2 separate regions of the Homo sapiens genome follow, and region 2 is linked to region 1. Evidence: chromatin contacts called from ENCODE Hi-C or POLR2A ChIA-PET data. All regions are on one chromosome and are shown on one strand. Each heading gives the region's core, a stretch centred on a gene start or an enhancer-like site at or near the end of the contact. The rest is flanking DNA. Distances are from core to core; before and after follow the strand shown. Region 1 overlaps STK24 (serine/threonine kinase 24). Region 2 overlaps UBAC2 (UBA domain containing 2).

What was found. Hi-C counts contacts between places; a loop is a spot of excess contacts on that map. ChIA-PET counts read pairs that join two places held with the same protein, here RNA polymerase II (POLR2A). Pooled maps may share reads with other maps.
Region 2: a map of naive thymus-derived CD4-positive, alpha-beta T cell shows a loop between it and region 1 (6-fold over the local background). The contact joins two enhancer-like sites. A Hi-C loop is called at or near these places in 1 of 168 maps with a recorded cell type or tissue (naive thymus-derived CD4-positive, alpha-beta T cell) and 10 of 50 pooled maps. POLR2A ChIA-PET finds 5 or more read pairs at or near these places in 1 of 52 experiments (activated CD4-positive, alpha-beta T cell).

The regions. Positions count from the first base shown.
Region 1 is chr13:98,566,719-98,574,666 of GRCh38, forward strand. All of the region lies in intron 1 of STK24 (serine/threonine kinase 24), which reads right to left. Among named protein-coding and RNA genes, the nearest start is that of STK24, 6.4 kb to the right of the region's middle. RefSeq lists enhancers at 1,163-1,664, 3,689-4,888, 4,516-4,565 and silencers at 5,417-5,711, 7,899-7,948. Within about 2 kb of position 4,558, at least 28 of the 41 ENCODE cell types and tissues checked have a DNase peak (open chromatin) inside an H3K27ac peak, as active enhancers do.
Region 2 is chr13:99,355,381-99,363,328 of GRCh38, forward strand. The region is part of intron 7 of UBAC2 (UBA domain containing 2); the gene reads left to right. MIR623 (microRNA 623) reads left to right here and starts at 751; the gene lies at 751-848. RefSeq lists an enhancer at 778-1,017. Within about 2 kb of position 4,176, at least 3 of the 41 ENCODE cell types and tissues checked have a DNase peak (open chromatin) inside an H3K27ac peak, as active enhancers do.

The sequences.
Region 1 (7,948 bases), core at 3,308-5,807:
CAGCAAGCAACAGGGAAGCAGGTGGGAGAAGAAAGCTCTGCTGCAGAACTGCTGAAGAAGTGAGGCTTTGTGCTACCAGCTTTTTCTGTGTGAATTACCTCTCAAGAAATATTTGGTACCAGGAAACTGCATCCATCACACATACCACAGGAACGCTCCTCAAGCAATACCTTTCTTCATCTGGAGTTCAAGTGGCAGTTTAATAACTTTGAAGTCACCACATTGAACACGCTTCCAAAGTTCGACGAAACTATACCTAAAATAACTGCGGGCTAAGGCTCAGTCCCAAGTTCCAGACTGTTTTTCATTTCTACTCAATGGTTCGTTGCTGTAAAATTCTACCCAAGAAAGTACTCTGTCCTTAAGCAAGAAATCACTTGAAGGCCATACCCCAAAGAAGAGCTTTCGCTGTTTAGATACGCACCCTTCAAGTCCTCCATCCATTAACATGCTATGGATTTATGGCCAGCGCTGTGCAGTGCCCCCAGCGCGCAGACACCACTGACTCTGCAACATGCAATCTGCTAACACATGGCCACTGGGACAGCCACATAACACCCAGGCCCTCTGACGGGCTATTCGGCATCTGTGGCACACGTGTGCCCCAGTCCTGCACCGACCACCACGGAACATACGACCAGACTGATGCCACCTCCGCCCTGCCAAGAAGCACATACTCAATTCTGGACCAGGGGGTTGGAACCCCAAAGCATCATAAACTTAAGCAAGCGTTTCTCCAGAGAGATCCTATGAGGCTCCCGGACATCGTTCTGTGTCCACAGGATCTTGGGACCAAAAAAATGAGAGAAGCAAGAAGAGCAGGTTCTCAGTTCAAGTTGGGGAGGTGGAGGCCACCGACCAGTAGAGAGATGGAAAAATAAGCAGACATGTATACTGCTGTTTATTTACAGGGAGAAAATAAGAGGCACAATCTCATGATGAAGAGAACGGAGGCTCCGAGTTCTTGCCCGCCGCCCTGGCCCAGCAGTCAGTCCTAGCTCTTGGAATTTCCTCACCTGCCTGGCCCTGTCTTTATTCACCTATAAACTGAAGAATAGCAACTTGGAGGTAGAGGGGTCACACAGACAGCAGCATCTAATTGGGTCAATCCTGAAATCCCACTAAAATCATAAATCTAAAAACCACCACATACCTGAAACAGAGAGAAGACAACTGCAATGAAATCTCAGAAGCTGGAAAGTAGGTAGTGGTTTAAAAAAAAAAAGGGGGGGGGTGGGGAGTAGAGGAAGACAACGCTAAACCGGAGGTGCAGAAAACAGAGAACTTTTTTTTTTTTTGGAGGCACAGTCTCGCTCTGTCGCCCAGGCTGGAGTGCAATGGCGCGATCTCGGCTCCCTGCAACTTCCGTCTCCTGGGTTCAAGCAATTCTGCCTCAGCCTGCCAAGTAGCTGGGATTACAGGCGTGTATCATCACGCCTGGCTAATTTTTGTGTTTTTGGTAGAGAAGGGGTTTCACCATGTTGGTCAGGCTGGTCTCGAAATCCTGACCTCAAATGATCCACCCGCTTCGGCCTCCCAAAGTGCTGAGATTACAGGCATGAGCCATCGCGCCGGGCCAGCAGAGAACTAACTTAACTCACAGTGCTGGACCCCCGGCTCTCAGGAACTGACGGCACCAGTCCCTCTGCCGGGGGAATGAGTGAACCAGGCAGAGCCTCAAAGTCAGCCACAGAAGTGGGTAGACAGCCAGACAGCTTGCCCCACATCTCACAGCCAGGCTCCCAAAGTCAAGGAAATGATGAAAATATATTATCTGCAAAGGAAGGAAAAATTGAGGATATATGGACCAGGCTGCAGCAGACACAGCCGGAAGCAGAGGCAGCATACTTAAAAATGGGGAATGAAGGCCGGGGATGGTGGCTCACACCTGTAATCCCACCACTTTGGGAGGCCGAGGCATGTGGATCACCTGAGGTCAGGAGTTCGAGACCTGCCTGCTCCACATGGTGAAACCTCATCTCTACTAAAAAATACAAAAATTAGCCAGGCATGGTGGTGGGCGCCTGTAATCCCAGCTACTCGGGAGGCTGAGGCAGGAGAATCACTGGAACCTGGGGGGGCAGATGTTGCAGTGAATGAAGATCACGCCATTGCACTCCAGCCTGGGTGACAGAGCGAGACTCCATCTCGAAAAACAAAAAAGATAAAAGAATATTTGAGGGCCGATGCAGAAGGTTCACCATCCAAGTAATAAAGTTTCAGAAAGAAAGAACACAGAAAATGGAAGGGGGGAGGGGAATCAAAGAAAAAAGTCAATGAAAAGATCTGAGTCGCTTCACAGAAAAGGCCTAACCAAGTATCTGTCACGAGAAACGAAAACAGCCCCACTCCAAGCCACATCATTGTGAAACTTCAGAACTCAAGGAAAAAGTTCAGATCCCATTAGGTCCAGGAAGAACAGCACAGCCTGCACACACAGAAGCCGGTGCTGGCAGGGCCTCCATCTTCAACAGCAACACTGGAAGCTAAAACACAGTGGAGAAACACCTTTAAAATTCTGGAGGAAATGAATGTCCACCCTGCAATTTTACACCATGCTAAAATATCAACTGAGGGAGAAGAAAAAAAATTTTTGAAAAGCCTGTCTCCCACGCTGCCTATTCACAGAAAATGGCGCACTATATGCCCAACCAACATCATGGCATAAACCAAGAAAGAAAATGACAGCAGAGACAAAAAAAAAAAAACAAAAAAAAACAAAACAGATATTCAACACAAGAGAGCAGCAGAAGGAACCCAGAGGATGAGAGCAAAGGAAGACCAGAGGATGGGGGTGGCACAAGAAGCATAGAAGATACGCAGGTGACGAAAGGCACAGGTGCCACCCGAACTTCCTAAGACAAGGTTGCAACAACTACAGAGTGCTGGGATGAATGAGAAGCATTACCAAAAGAAAAGAAATCTGATCAGTAACTATGGTTGAGTAATAATGGCTGGGCTGCAGATCCGTCTGCAGTCCATTAATGTACACACCGCATTCTGACCTCACTGACATTACAACATCTCTCTGCTGGGGGAGAGCGGGGAGCCCATGTGAGGAAAAGAGGCAAGCGGAAGAGAAGTAAATCCTCATCCGCAGGGTCCAAAGTCTATAGACAATGCCTGAAACCAGGAAAAAAAAAAAAACACAGGCAGAAATTTTTTTTTTTTTTTTTGAGATGGAGTTTCACTCTGTCACCTAGGCTGGAGTGCAGTGGCACCATCTCAGCTCACTGCAACCTCCGCCTCCCAGGTTCAAAGAATTCTCCTGCCTCAGCCTCCCAAGTAGCTGGGAATACATGCGCCCACCACCACGCCCAGCTGTTTTTTTTGTATTTTTAGTAGAGACAGAGTTTCACCATGTTGGCCAGGCTGGTCTTGAACTCCTGACTTCAAGTGATCCACCTGCCTCAGCCTCCCAACGTGCTGGGATTACAGGCGTGAGCCACCGCCCCCGGTCAATTTTTTAATGTTCCTCATAAACTAAGGAGTAACAAAAACAAAAATCAACCAGGAGAGATCAAAGGGGCTGCCCTCGGGGAATAAGAAATGGCGGGAGGTGGAAGCAGCTGCTATCTTTCCCAACCAACCTTACAAAACTACCCATTAGACATTTCTAAATAGAAACTAAACAAAATCCTAAGTAATTACAAATAAAACAAAGGATGTGGACCTGTAACAGTTCTTTCAAACCTTACGGCCTAAAATTCTCTTAAAAAACAGGAAGAGACTTAAAATAATAGGAAGATAAACCCCAGCTACGTACTTGGTAAGCATTAATTTAAAACTTGAAATGTTCCCACAATGTATTCAGATACCAACAGAGCGCAGAACAGAAAAGGTTTCTTTTGCTGACGAAGAACCCTCAAGAAACACAATGGAAGGTCTCTAGAGTCAACAATGTTGTTCCCTGGGTGCGCATAAAGTGACTGGTAACCACCAATTTGGGATGTTTCACAGTTTGTACCAAGCAAAGGCATATCTCAGTTTATTTCCCCTAATTTAAACCTTGCAAACCAGGGAGCCATTTAGGATTAAGAAACTCCATAGTCACCCTCAGGAGGCAGGTTATTTTTCCCAAAGCATTTGGCACTTATATTTTTTATAATTTCCACTGCAAAAACATGAATTATGGGAAATGACTGCTACAAACTACTCCGACGACAGTGGCTGATTCTACGCGATGAGACATGGATAATAGAGTGCAACTTCTATTTCCTGCACTCACACCACCCACAAGATTCCATTAATGATAATCAGCTGAGCTAAGGCATTAAAAGGCACAGAAAGGTGGCTTGGGTGTGGTCCACTTCCTGCAGGTAAGGAGCTTCCACAAGGGCAGCTCTGAATCATCGGGAGTAATCGCCCAAATAAAGAGCTAAGGGGCCCGTTTCTCAGGAGACCATCGGACGCCTGGACTGCGGCTTTAGAGTGTGTGTAACCGCACAAGCACAGCAGAAAGTAGCAGTGACCATCGACAGGCTCCTCCCTTCAGTAACTGCTCACCCTGCATCTTGCACCAGGGTCCTGGAAAAATACTGAACTGAAAATGAAACTCAACCTGCACCACATTAGGCAGCTCAGCTCTACGCATCAGACCGTAGCTCCAAGAAGAGCATCAAAGTCAGAAAGAGGGTGGGAAAGCAATGATGCCAGCCGCCACCTGCCCATAACTGCTCAGCACAGTTAGCAAGCTAGAAAATCTCATCTGACCAATTCCTACTTGAAGGTCACTTGCTTTTATGTGACATGCTATCAAGAATACTCCCAGATCTGAGACTGGACTCCTCCAAAAGTTTGGGTTTTTCTAATTTAAAAAAACCTTGTGACCATCCTCCCCCTCAAAAAAGAACACTTTCAAGCAAAACAAATTCTTACCATTGTTACATTTTGGAACACGGAGTATTCAAAATAGGTTTTTTGTTTTTTTGACACTTACATAGGCAACTAACTAACAAAACAGTAACTAACAGTAACTGAGTACTTATTACTCTTTAGCACTGATCAGCAAAAAGGATCATAAAGCAAGAGGAGTAATGAGATACTATAAAATGTTCACTGAGAGTTCAAGCCACGAAGCTGAGTGAATGCTAAAAAAATCCACTTAGGCTGTCCTACTGACACCTGGGCTCCCCACTCGCATCCCTGGGCTTCCTCTTCCCTGAAGTGCTGCAATGCCTTCTAAAGGGGCACCCAGCACTCCCCACACCTGAGAAAGCAGGAGCCCCAAAGAACAGGAGATCATCTGCTCAAAAATGTGCCATACTTCCGGCTGTCTACAGATGCAAGGCCTCCCCCAGGCCCACAGGCACCCCACTGCCTCTTCAGCTCCAGGACCGATCTAGATCTAGCCCACCAGAAGCTGTGTCACCGCTTTCCAACCATGTGCCTTTGCTCACTGTGTCCTCAGTCACTGCAACCTTCTTAGAGCACATGCCCCAAAGCAGGCAGCCGACCTCTTGAGGACAGGATGGACTGAGGCTCTGAACTCTGCCTCCAACGACTCCGGGCACTATACTCTGCAGGCTCCCCTGTGCAGTCCAATGCTGTCAGTCACCAGAGCACACTCCACAGTTCAGCAAGTCCCCAAGGTGCTCTCCGAACCCACGTCTCGGATGTCCTGACTGTCCACACCCAGTGACACACCAACCTTCCCCCAGGGTGCAGATGGTAACAGGGTAACTGGGCAGGCACCTCCCAAGGAAGGAACGGAAAAGAACCCGTGGAAATGTGACACTAACAAGAAAAAAAAGTACAAGAGCACTTAAGCCACAATTAAATGCAGCTGTCCTGTGTTTGCCTTCATTTCCCAGACTCCCAGAGTGCACAGGCTTCCCTAGGGTGGAGCAGAGCACTTGAGAAAAGCTCCCCATGTTCCCAGACTGGCCATTAGACACCAGTCTCACTATCCTGATGCAAGGGGCATTCTCAGCAAAGGTCTATTTATCCAAGCAGCAAGAAAAACAGAAGGGGAACGAGGGGGACAGGATGATGTTAACAAGACAAACTTCAGGTTTTTAAGCTATTCCTCTAAATTATCTGTATTTTCAAATATGAAACTATGTTAAACTTACAACTTCAAAACATGGTAAATTAACCAGGCCCTGCAATATGCAATACATGTGACGTATATAATTCAGTATTTTTCAAACTGTGGGTCAGGAATCAGTGGGCTGTGAAATCAATCTAGTGTTGCAACCAGCTCCTTTTTTAAATATACCACAACAGCACATCACAAGCACAGGCTGAGCATCCCTGATCCAAAATGCTCCAAAATATGAAACTTTTCAGCGCCAACATGACACTCAAAGGAAATGCTCATTGGGAGCACTTCTGATTTCGGATGTTCAACAAGCATATAATGCAAATATTCCAAAATTCGAAACACTTGTGGTCCCAAGCATTTTGGATGAGGGATACTCAACCCGTAGTAAGGATTAGTACGGTCTCCTGAAACTTGTTTTTGATCCTGATGTAAAATATATTTCTTACATGGGTCACGGTTCAGAAAAGTTGAAAAGTGACTGATAAAATTTTGTAACAGAAATGTGCAAACCAAAATCTCATTTTTAAATCACATTTCTGCAAACTCAAAGCCGATTGGTGTTCCTGCCTCCATCTGAAGCTTTTCTTTTAATCTCAATTGAGTGAAACAACAAATGCTCAATGAAAGACGGAGTACTTATAGCCACAGATCAGCCTGATTTCTTTATGTTTATTCGTCACTATATTCATTCAGTTTCTGATGTCTATTTTTTTCCCCTACTGAAATATAAAACTGGGGTTTAAGAGAAAAAAAGCAAAGGCTTCAGCAACTTTCATTAAACATTTACTTTAAATGGTAACCTCATTCAGATCTACCACTTTCAACCCCTCCCCTAGGACCTGGCACATGAAAGTTCAATAAGGGTTGCTGATTGAATAAATTAAAAAATCAGCCTCCTATTTCTAATTTCTTTAGCCAATCTAACTAGCAATGAGATAAACTTTAATGTTTGCAAAAGTAACCATAAAACAGTAACACTGCATGATGAGTGGGAGTAGGAGGAGTAGTAGTTTCCAATCACAAATTTGCCACATAATATATGATCTCACCTTGGTCAGTTAAGTCTTCCTTGGTCTCCACATCTACAAAATGGTATAATATCATCTACATCTCAAACGGTACCGGTAAGAATCAAGAGGCATAAAAATGATTTGCAAAACATTGAAAAATGGTGTTTATACTAACATGGTTGTTATTTTTCAAGCATCCTTGCCTAGGCCACCTGAATTCACTCTGCTTTATTTTTTTATTTTATTTTTTTTTTTGAGACGGAGTCTGCCTCTGTCGCCCAGGCTGGGGTGCAACGGCACAATCTCAGCTCAACGCAACCTCCGCCTCCCGGGTTCAAGTGATTCTCCTGCCTCAGCCTCCCGAGTAGCTGGGATTACAGGCGTGTGCCACCACGCCCAGCTAATTTTTTGGATTTTTAGTAGAAACAGGGTTTCACCATGTTAGCCAGGATGGTCTCGATCTCCTGACCTCATGATCCGCCCACTTCGGCCTCTCAAACTGCTGAGATTACAGACTCTGCTGTCTTTCTAAGCCAACTCCTTATAAGCCCTGGTCAGGAGACAAGAAAAAGGGAGGGCTATGAGGCCTATCAGAGCAAGCCATAGAAGAGATACGGACTTCTCTCCTCCCATTTAGCAGACAACAGTCGAAAGCAGGTGTGTTTTTAATTGAATCTTCAGCAACAACTCTTAGGGAAGCCTCCCAGGGCAGTAGCAACTGCTAATTTGAAGTAGAAAATAAATGTGCTGTTGTTTTTCTTTTGTGGGGTGGGGGAGGAGAAAAGAATGTTCTTCCCCAAATGATACACTGTTACCATACAGTCTGTAGATGTACTTAGGTACAGGAATGACTGGCAGAAGCCAACTTACCTACCTCTAAAACTGTAAAACT
Region 2 (7,948 bases), core at 2,926-5,425, 790 kb after region 1:
GTGTGGCCCTTACCGTCACCAGCGTTCAGTGCTTACAGGTGTGTCACTCAGTCGAGGGAGTGAGGAAGCTGCAAGACAAGGCCTTGGCATGCTCTTCCTGCGCTGATGTCCCTGACCTGCAGCTGGGCTGTGGGCTGTGGAACCCTGTGGTCCCCCCACGCCACCCTCTCACCACCACCTCCTCCTCACAGAGCAGCCTTAGCATTCTCATTCTCTACCAAAACCAAAACCAAACCAAAACACAGGAAAAGGTTGGGACACCTCTGGTCCTGACGGTCCCTGGAGGAAAAGTTCCCCATGAGGAGTGATGGGTCAGTCACGTTTTCAAAACAAACGAGAGCCAGGACGCAGGCCTGTGGCTCAGCCCGCAGCGTGCTTGGTGCCACAAGCCCCCCCGCAGCTGCCCAGAGTCTCACCCCACTCTGTGCAGGGGGCCTGGAGGGCAGCGGCGGCACAGACCCACTGGACGCCCTGGTGCATGGCTGAGCCATGTGCATCCCATGGCTCTCTCCAGAGTCCCTTCCCTGCACCTCCAGGGCCTCCCCAGATGGAACTGGCTGGGAGCCGTGCTTTGTTGAAACAAAGGGAAAACCTGTCTCTCTTGGGTTTGCAGCTGCTGTTGAAACCAACTGAACCTGTTTGTAAAATTGTACCTATGTCACAGTAAGATCAGCTGTGCTAGGTATGTCAGGCCTCTGAAAAGAAATGTCATTAAAGTAAACAAGACTTGGGACACATGTCTGTCAGACTGTACACAGTAGAAGCATCCCTTGCAGGGGCTGTTGGGTTGCATCCTAAGCTGTGCTGGAGCTTCCCGATGTACTCTGTAGATGTCTTTGCACCTTCTGTCCTCATTGCCATCCCCAATCAGTCCCTGGAACACCAGCTGTGGCCCTGACCCTTTTAGCCCCTGCATGGAATGCACAGGCAAGGCGTGTGGCCTTTGGGACTCCAGCCGACTAGAGCAAGACAGAGGAAGAAGAGACGGGGCAGAGGGCAGCCGATAGTTGGAAACTTCTGTCCCCTAAGCCAAAAGGTTCTCAAAACTGAGCAACAGGATGTATTGTGTCTCCTGATCGTATTGCCATGGAAACTGCCTTCTGTTCTGCCTAGAAGAAATAGTACTGTTTGAAGTATCTCATCCATCAACACTGGTCACTGTGAGAAACCACAAAGGAAAAGTGAAACCGAGAGCTGCAAAACTAGCCTGGGACTTTGTTCAAGCGATCATCTCCTTTCCCTCTAGTTTATTATTTTTTCCAATACCTACTGAGACTACTGCTAAGCAGCACAGAAAGATACAATACACTGTTTTTATAGCACGACACAAAGATCATGGGTGGCACTTCACATGACAGGGTTAGATTCAGTCTTCTGAGTTTTCTAAGGTTCCTATTTTTAAGACTTTACCAAGGAACCAAGGCTTTCAAATATGCAGCATGGTTTCTTCTGGGCCTCGCGTTGCCCCATCTCTTATCCAAGTGGTGAATGTGTTGCCAGTTTGTGTGTGGTTCTGGTGGTGGGCTTTGTTTGGTTTTCTTTTTTTGGGCTTTGTTTGGTTTTTCCCCAGTTTTGCCACAAAGCTTTTGCTGAGGACAGCAGCCTCTGTGGTGTCTTTTCTCTCTGTATTGTGCTCACTCTTGTAGTCATGCACCACATAACAATATGTTTTGGTCAATGACAGATTGCATGTATGACAGTGGTCTCATAAGATTATGATGCCATATTTTTGCTATGTCTTTTCTATGTTTAGATACACAACTACCATTGTGTTACAGCTGCCTCCAGTATTCAGCACAGTGACTTGCTGTACAGGTTTGTAGCCTGGTCGCCATAGGCTACACCAAGCAGCCTTGGTGTGTAGTAGGCGATCACATCTAGGTTTCTGTAAGTACACAGCAACAAAGTCACCCAACAGCACATTTCTCAGAATGAAGCCCTGTTGTTAAGCGACACGTGACTACAGTTTTAAGTCTAACAAGATGCCTCTCGTTCAGTCCTGAAGTGCTTCTTGTTTAGTTTTTAATGTACGTTTGTTTTGTTATCTCAGCCAAACTCTTTTCAGGGCCATAGGAAATTAGTCATTTCTCTGTGTCACAGCCTCCTTATCTGGCCCCAGGACAGCGCACTACGCATAGAAGGCAAATGAGTAAAACTAAGTGTAAGCATATTCATACTTACACCAAAAGCTGCAGCTTCCACAGAGCACAGGGAATTGCAAATAACTGTCTTCTATGAGGAGCTGCCATTTGTGGTTTCACCAGTTTCCCAGCATTGCTTCTTTGTAACTCCTGGTTCTTGTATTAGAAGAGGATGCTATGTCCATGAAGAATGTAGGTATCAAGCATGTCCTTTGGGAGCCTCCTTGCTTTAACCCCTCTCACCCCTTCCACCCCGCCTTCATTAGTAACCCATCACCTGGGTCTTCATATCCCAACTAACTACAGTCTTGGCTAAGAAAACCCCATACGCCTTAACTCAGCAATATGCCTCACTATGTCTTTGTCCATTCAGTTATCCATTTTGCAACTGTTTCTTGAGTGCTTGCATATGCCAGGTCGTACAGGAGGCCAGGTCTACAAACAGGACAAGATGGAGAATCACAGTCCCCGTGGAGCTAATAGGCTGTTGTGAGATTCAGGCCGGTTAGCCTGCAAGTGAAATGGGATGTGCTGAGAGCTGTCCTGGGGAAGGGATGGTGAGGTGTGAGAGCACGCAGAGGAGTACAGGGTGGTGAGAGCAGGCTCCCCAGCAGGAGTAGAGAATGTGAGGGCGGTGTTGTGAGAAAGTGACTCCAGTGGCAGACAGGAGTCTGGTAAGCCCAGGTAAGAAATTTCTGTCGGATTCTGAAAGCAACAGGGATGCATTGAGTAGCATCAAAGGGGAGGATGTCTGTAGTCATCCGAAAAGGCCCTTAATGTACTCTCCCTTTCTTTTCTAACTGTGTATCTATGTGGCTGGATTTGCTTCATGTACTTCAAAAACCAGAGTAACAGAACAAAATCGAATGCAGAAGCAGATGGGAGAATCCAGCAACCTTCTAGTAAGTCAGACATTAAAGAGATTTGCAAAAATGGAAAACAGTGCCACTCTTCTCAGTAATTCTGTTTGGGAAAACATGGTTATTTTTTATTTCAAAAATCTATATTTATGTTAGCAAGTAATAGGCTTGTGATTGTTAATGAGTTATTAAATATTTTTAAATTAATAAAAGGGCAATGAGGAGCCAGCAAAGGGTTTCTAAGTAGAGGAGGGGCTTGACGAGATTTGTATCTTAGGAACTAACTCTGGAGCCACCCCGGCCATGGACTGTGGTCTCACACGGGGCAGTGAGAGTGAGGGTGGAGACAGTGGCGGGGGAGTTCCAGTGGACAGAGCCTAGAGATCTGGTTTATGCAGTGGATGGATGTGGATGTCACACCCCAAGACAGGGGACACAGCAAGAGATATGGGGTGGGAGATGAGTTTGTTTGGGACGTGTTCTATCTTAGGTGTCTCCTTAACATTTAGATGAAAGTGTGTTCAGGAGACAGTGGGTTACATGGCTCTGAGACACAGTGTTTGGGTTGGAGGTTCGAGTTTGGGAGTCTCTACCCCATGAAGCCCTAGGAATGGATGGGCACCCAGAACACGGAAGAAGGAGAGAAACACTCCCCACATGGAACCTTCAAGAACACCCGTGTCTGAAGGACAGGAGTGGGAGGAGGAGAATCTGAGGACACTGAGAAGGCGTAGCTAGAGGGCTAGAAAGAAAGCGGGATGCCACAAAGCCTGGGGAAGAGAATGTCGAGGAAGAGTGGTCAGTAAGACCTGGTGCTGCCAGAAGGCAGGTCACAGAGCGCTCAGGAGGATCCACTGGATCTAACAAAGGGTGCTTTGATAACCTGGAAGAAAAAGGAAAAAGTGTTTCATTATTAAAATACCAGACTATGAGCTTCTAAAAGGCAGGGAGGTTGTCTTAATTCTCTTTCTACTTTTGTTGCTGAAAGTATTACCAGGTACATTAGTAGATGTGATAATTTTGTGATTTTACATTAACTCATTCAAGTAAAACGATCTAGTCTTTTTCTGCCCTTGATCTCCGTGGTAGGTCATCCCCTTTGTCAGAGACTCCTGTTAAATCAACCTGTTTCCTAAATGTGTAAGTATTTCCTTATGGCCTGGGGTAAAGCTTCCCAGCCACTGTGCCATGGTCATAGATGGGCTGAGATACTGGTCCCCTCCCCGCTTGGGGGCAACTGGAAAGGGCCTGAAGCCACTGGGCCAGCTGTAAACAGTTTTGGCTTTTCCTGTGGACCATGCAAATCTGTCTTTTTCTGTGTGTGCCATGAGGTGGAAAACATTTGAAAGCCTTGGTCCATAGCACACTGAGTAAGTCCTTGTGTGGGCCCTGCCTCGCCTCCCGTGTGCCCAAGCACAGCACCCCTAAAGAGTCACATCGCCCTTCGCTGCCTACCCCATGGTCTCCCCCAGAACCTTCCCTGCATGGTGGCCTGCAGGGGGCCACCGATTGTAGACTGGAGGTGCCCCTGCTGTGTGCTTCACACTTCAAAACCTGGCATGCTGATAAAGGCTTTCTGAGCACCAAAGACTGAGAAGAAAGGGTGCATTTGTTTCCAATGGCCAACAGTCTTAAAATAAGATGAAGATGCTTTTGGAAGTCATTTTGGCTTTTCTAAAACATCGCATTCATAATGCCCCCTCTGTAATTGTTCTCCATTTTACTCTTTTATGGGGCACCAACTTGTACGAGCAGTCAGCTCAGGCTGCAGTGAGCTGAGAGTGGTACTGGCCACCTGGGAAATATGTTCAGGTCTTCCATCCATCACAGCCCTCCAGGATCCTGTAGTCTAGTTGGGAAGACGAGAAACAATACTGTATAAAGTATAAGGCCAAGTAGTAAGGATCAGAATAATCATAGCTAAGCTGCAATAAGCTTATAGATGGCTTTACGTTCTATTTTAAATGTTTCACATGAATTAACTCTTTTGATTCTCATACTCTCCATGTGAGGTGGGTGCAGTTATTATTACCACTTTACAGGTGAGAAAACCAAGGGTCATGGAAATGTTTGAAAATGCATCTAAGGTGTTACAATAAGAGGCAGAGCTGGGATTTGAGCCCAGTTATTCTGGCTCTAGAGACTGTTCTTAACTCAGCTTCCTCTACCTTTTTGTCCCTCTGCCGTTATTCCTTAGCATTGCTTTGCTCCTTGAAGGCGGTATAAACCCACTTAGGCCCCTTTCTTTGAACACCTTGGGGAAAATGCCTTGCTTGCTCTCTTCTCCATCGTTGAAATCATTCTCTTTTAATATTCAGCCCCAGCCCCATCCTCTTGGAAGTCTTACCCCTGTGCTTTGGCCGCAGTGGGTTGATGTCCACTCTGAGCTTTTCTAGTCCTTTTGATTTAGGCCTCACAGCTCCCATCTTAATTATATATCATCTTGCATTGTTCTGGCTTTTCCATTTCTGGGTATCTTGCCTTCCCCCGAGGAGATGGGGCGCTCTTCGGGAGCAAGGATGAGACCGCGTGCCTGGCTCACACTCTCCTGTGGACGCTCGAGTGCCCGAGGTCAGCCACCCGTGAGCTCTTCTGGCTTCTCTAATGTAGACACTGCCTGACCATCCCATCCAGAAACCTTTCAATGCCTGTAGAACATGGATTTCTGTTCCATGGAACTTCTGCTTAATAAAATGTCAGAAACTTTTACTGCTCCTCGGTTGGGAAACCATCATGTATGTATGTATGAATATATATTTATTCATTCATACATGTATATATACACAAGAATTTTTACTTCATTTGAAATCTTCTTACAAACTAATAATAAGTATTTCATAAAACGCCTGTTCAAACTGCAAGCTGTTTCCTTCTTCACTTTTAAAATATGTGGTTATTGCTTTTGAAGAAGACAAAGTAAAGGAAACATTTCCTGTTTATAGAGGCTCATATTTAACCCTACGTAAAGAGCAGATTCATGTCAAAACATCCTAGAACCTAGAGCCGTAACTTTCTGCTTTTTAAGCACTTTTCTACTATCACAGGAGTAGAGGGATTGGGGTTTTGTTTGCTTTGCCTACTCTTTGATTCTCTCACTCTCTTGTAAGAAATGAAATGGAACTCAAAGCCCATTCCCCTTCCACTGTCCTGGAGTGGGTGTGTTGTGTGCCTTTGCATGTTTTTGTATCTTTACTACATACATACTTATCAGGGTTTCTCAACCTAAACACCATTGACATTTTGATCCAGACCATTCTTTGTTATAGCGGCTGCCCTGTACATTGTAGGATGTTTAGCAACATCCCTGACCTCTACCTACTAAATGCCGACAGCACCACCATCCTGTCCCCCCTCCCCTCCTTCACATAACAACCAAAACTGTGAGCAGACATTGCCAAATATCTCCTGGATTGGGGGTAGGAGAACAGAGTCACCATGACCATATATCCATCTAAAAAAGTTAAAATAGACCAGACGCAATGGTGCACATCTATAGTCTCAGCTACTCAGGAGGCTGAGATGGAAGATTGCTTGGGTCCGGGAGTTCAGGACTGCAGTGCGCCATGATTGTGCCTGTGAATAGCCACTGCTCTCCAGTCTGGACAATGTAGCAAGACCCTCATCCCCAAAAAAAGTTAAAATAGTATATATACTCGTGTTCTGAGTATTTTTTAATTTATGTAAATAGTATTACATTTTATTTATATTATTTACATAAACTACATACAATTTATGTAAATGGTATATGTATATGTTGTATATGCATATTCTTGTACAACTTTATTTGTTCATTAAACATTGTATATTTGAGATTTACCCATGTAAATCTAATTCATTTATTGTAGCTGCTTTTATAATGGTCTTTTATATAATAGAACCACTTATTAATTTATTTCCCTCCTTAGGAACAACTGAATTTTTTTCATTTTCTTACTTAATATTACAACCAGTGCTTCACAGAAGATCCTCATACATGACCCCTTCAGCATTCACAGCTCCCTAGAGGTGAAGTTGCCAGGTCATAGACTAGAATAGTTTCACTAGATCTTGACATGTTGCTCTCCAAAAGGGTTGTGTCAGTTTATACTCTCATCAGCAACTTATCAGAGTTCCCATTTCTTTCACATCATTCCCACACTCAGTATTGTTGGGCTGTGTATTTTTGCGAGTCTTGTGGGTATAAAATAACTTGTTTTCATTTGCCTTTCCCTAACACTAGTGAGATTGAATATCTTTTCATATGTTTCTTGACTTGGGATTTCCCCTTCTGTAAATGGAGTATTCATATACATTATCTGCTTTTCTCTTGAGTCACTTATTTTTTTCTCATTGATTTATAAGTGTTGTCTTATAAGTTCATAAGTGTCATTGATTTATTAAGTCTCATTGATTTGTAACTTTTGAATTTTGAGCATATAGCAGTTATATGTTGTAAACATTTTCTCTCAATCTGTAGTTTGTCTTATTTAATTCAGTAACAATTGAACTTTTAATACAAAAGTTCTTACAGGTAAAGTAATTTTTAACCACTTTTTTCATTGTGATTTATACTTCGTATTTCTGTTTTAGATATCCTTTCCTATCCTAATGACATGAAAATAATCTCCTATTTCTTCAAAAAAATTTTCACAGTTTGGCTTTCCACATTTAAATCTTTAATCTTAGTTTTTATTTTTGTGGGTGGTGTGAAGTAAGGGCCTAGTTTTATCTTTTCCCTATCTATAGCCAGTTGTCCCAGGACTGTATTCAGTACGGGCTCATAACCAAGTGCCCATGTTTACTGTTGATTCCTAGACTCTGTCTTCTGTTTGGATTTTTTGCCTAACTTCCACTAATACCACATGACTTTAATTACTGCAGTCTAATAGTAAGTCCTAATAACTGGTAGAGAAATCCTTTCTTATATTTCTTCAAAATAGTCATGCCTAGTTTTGAGCTTTAACTTCA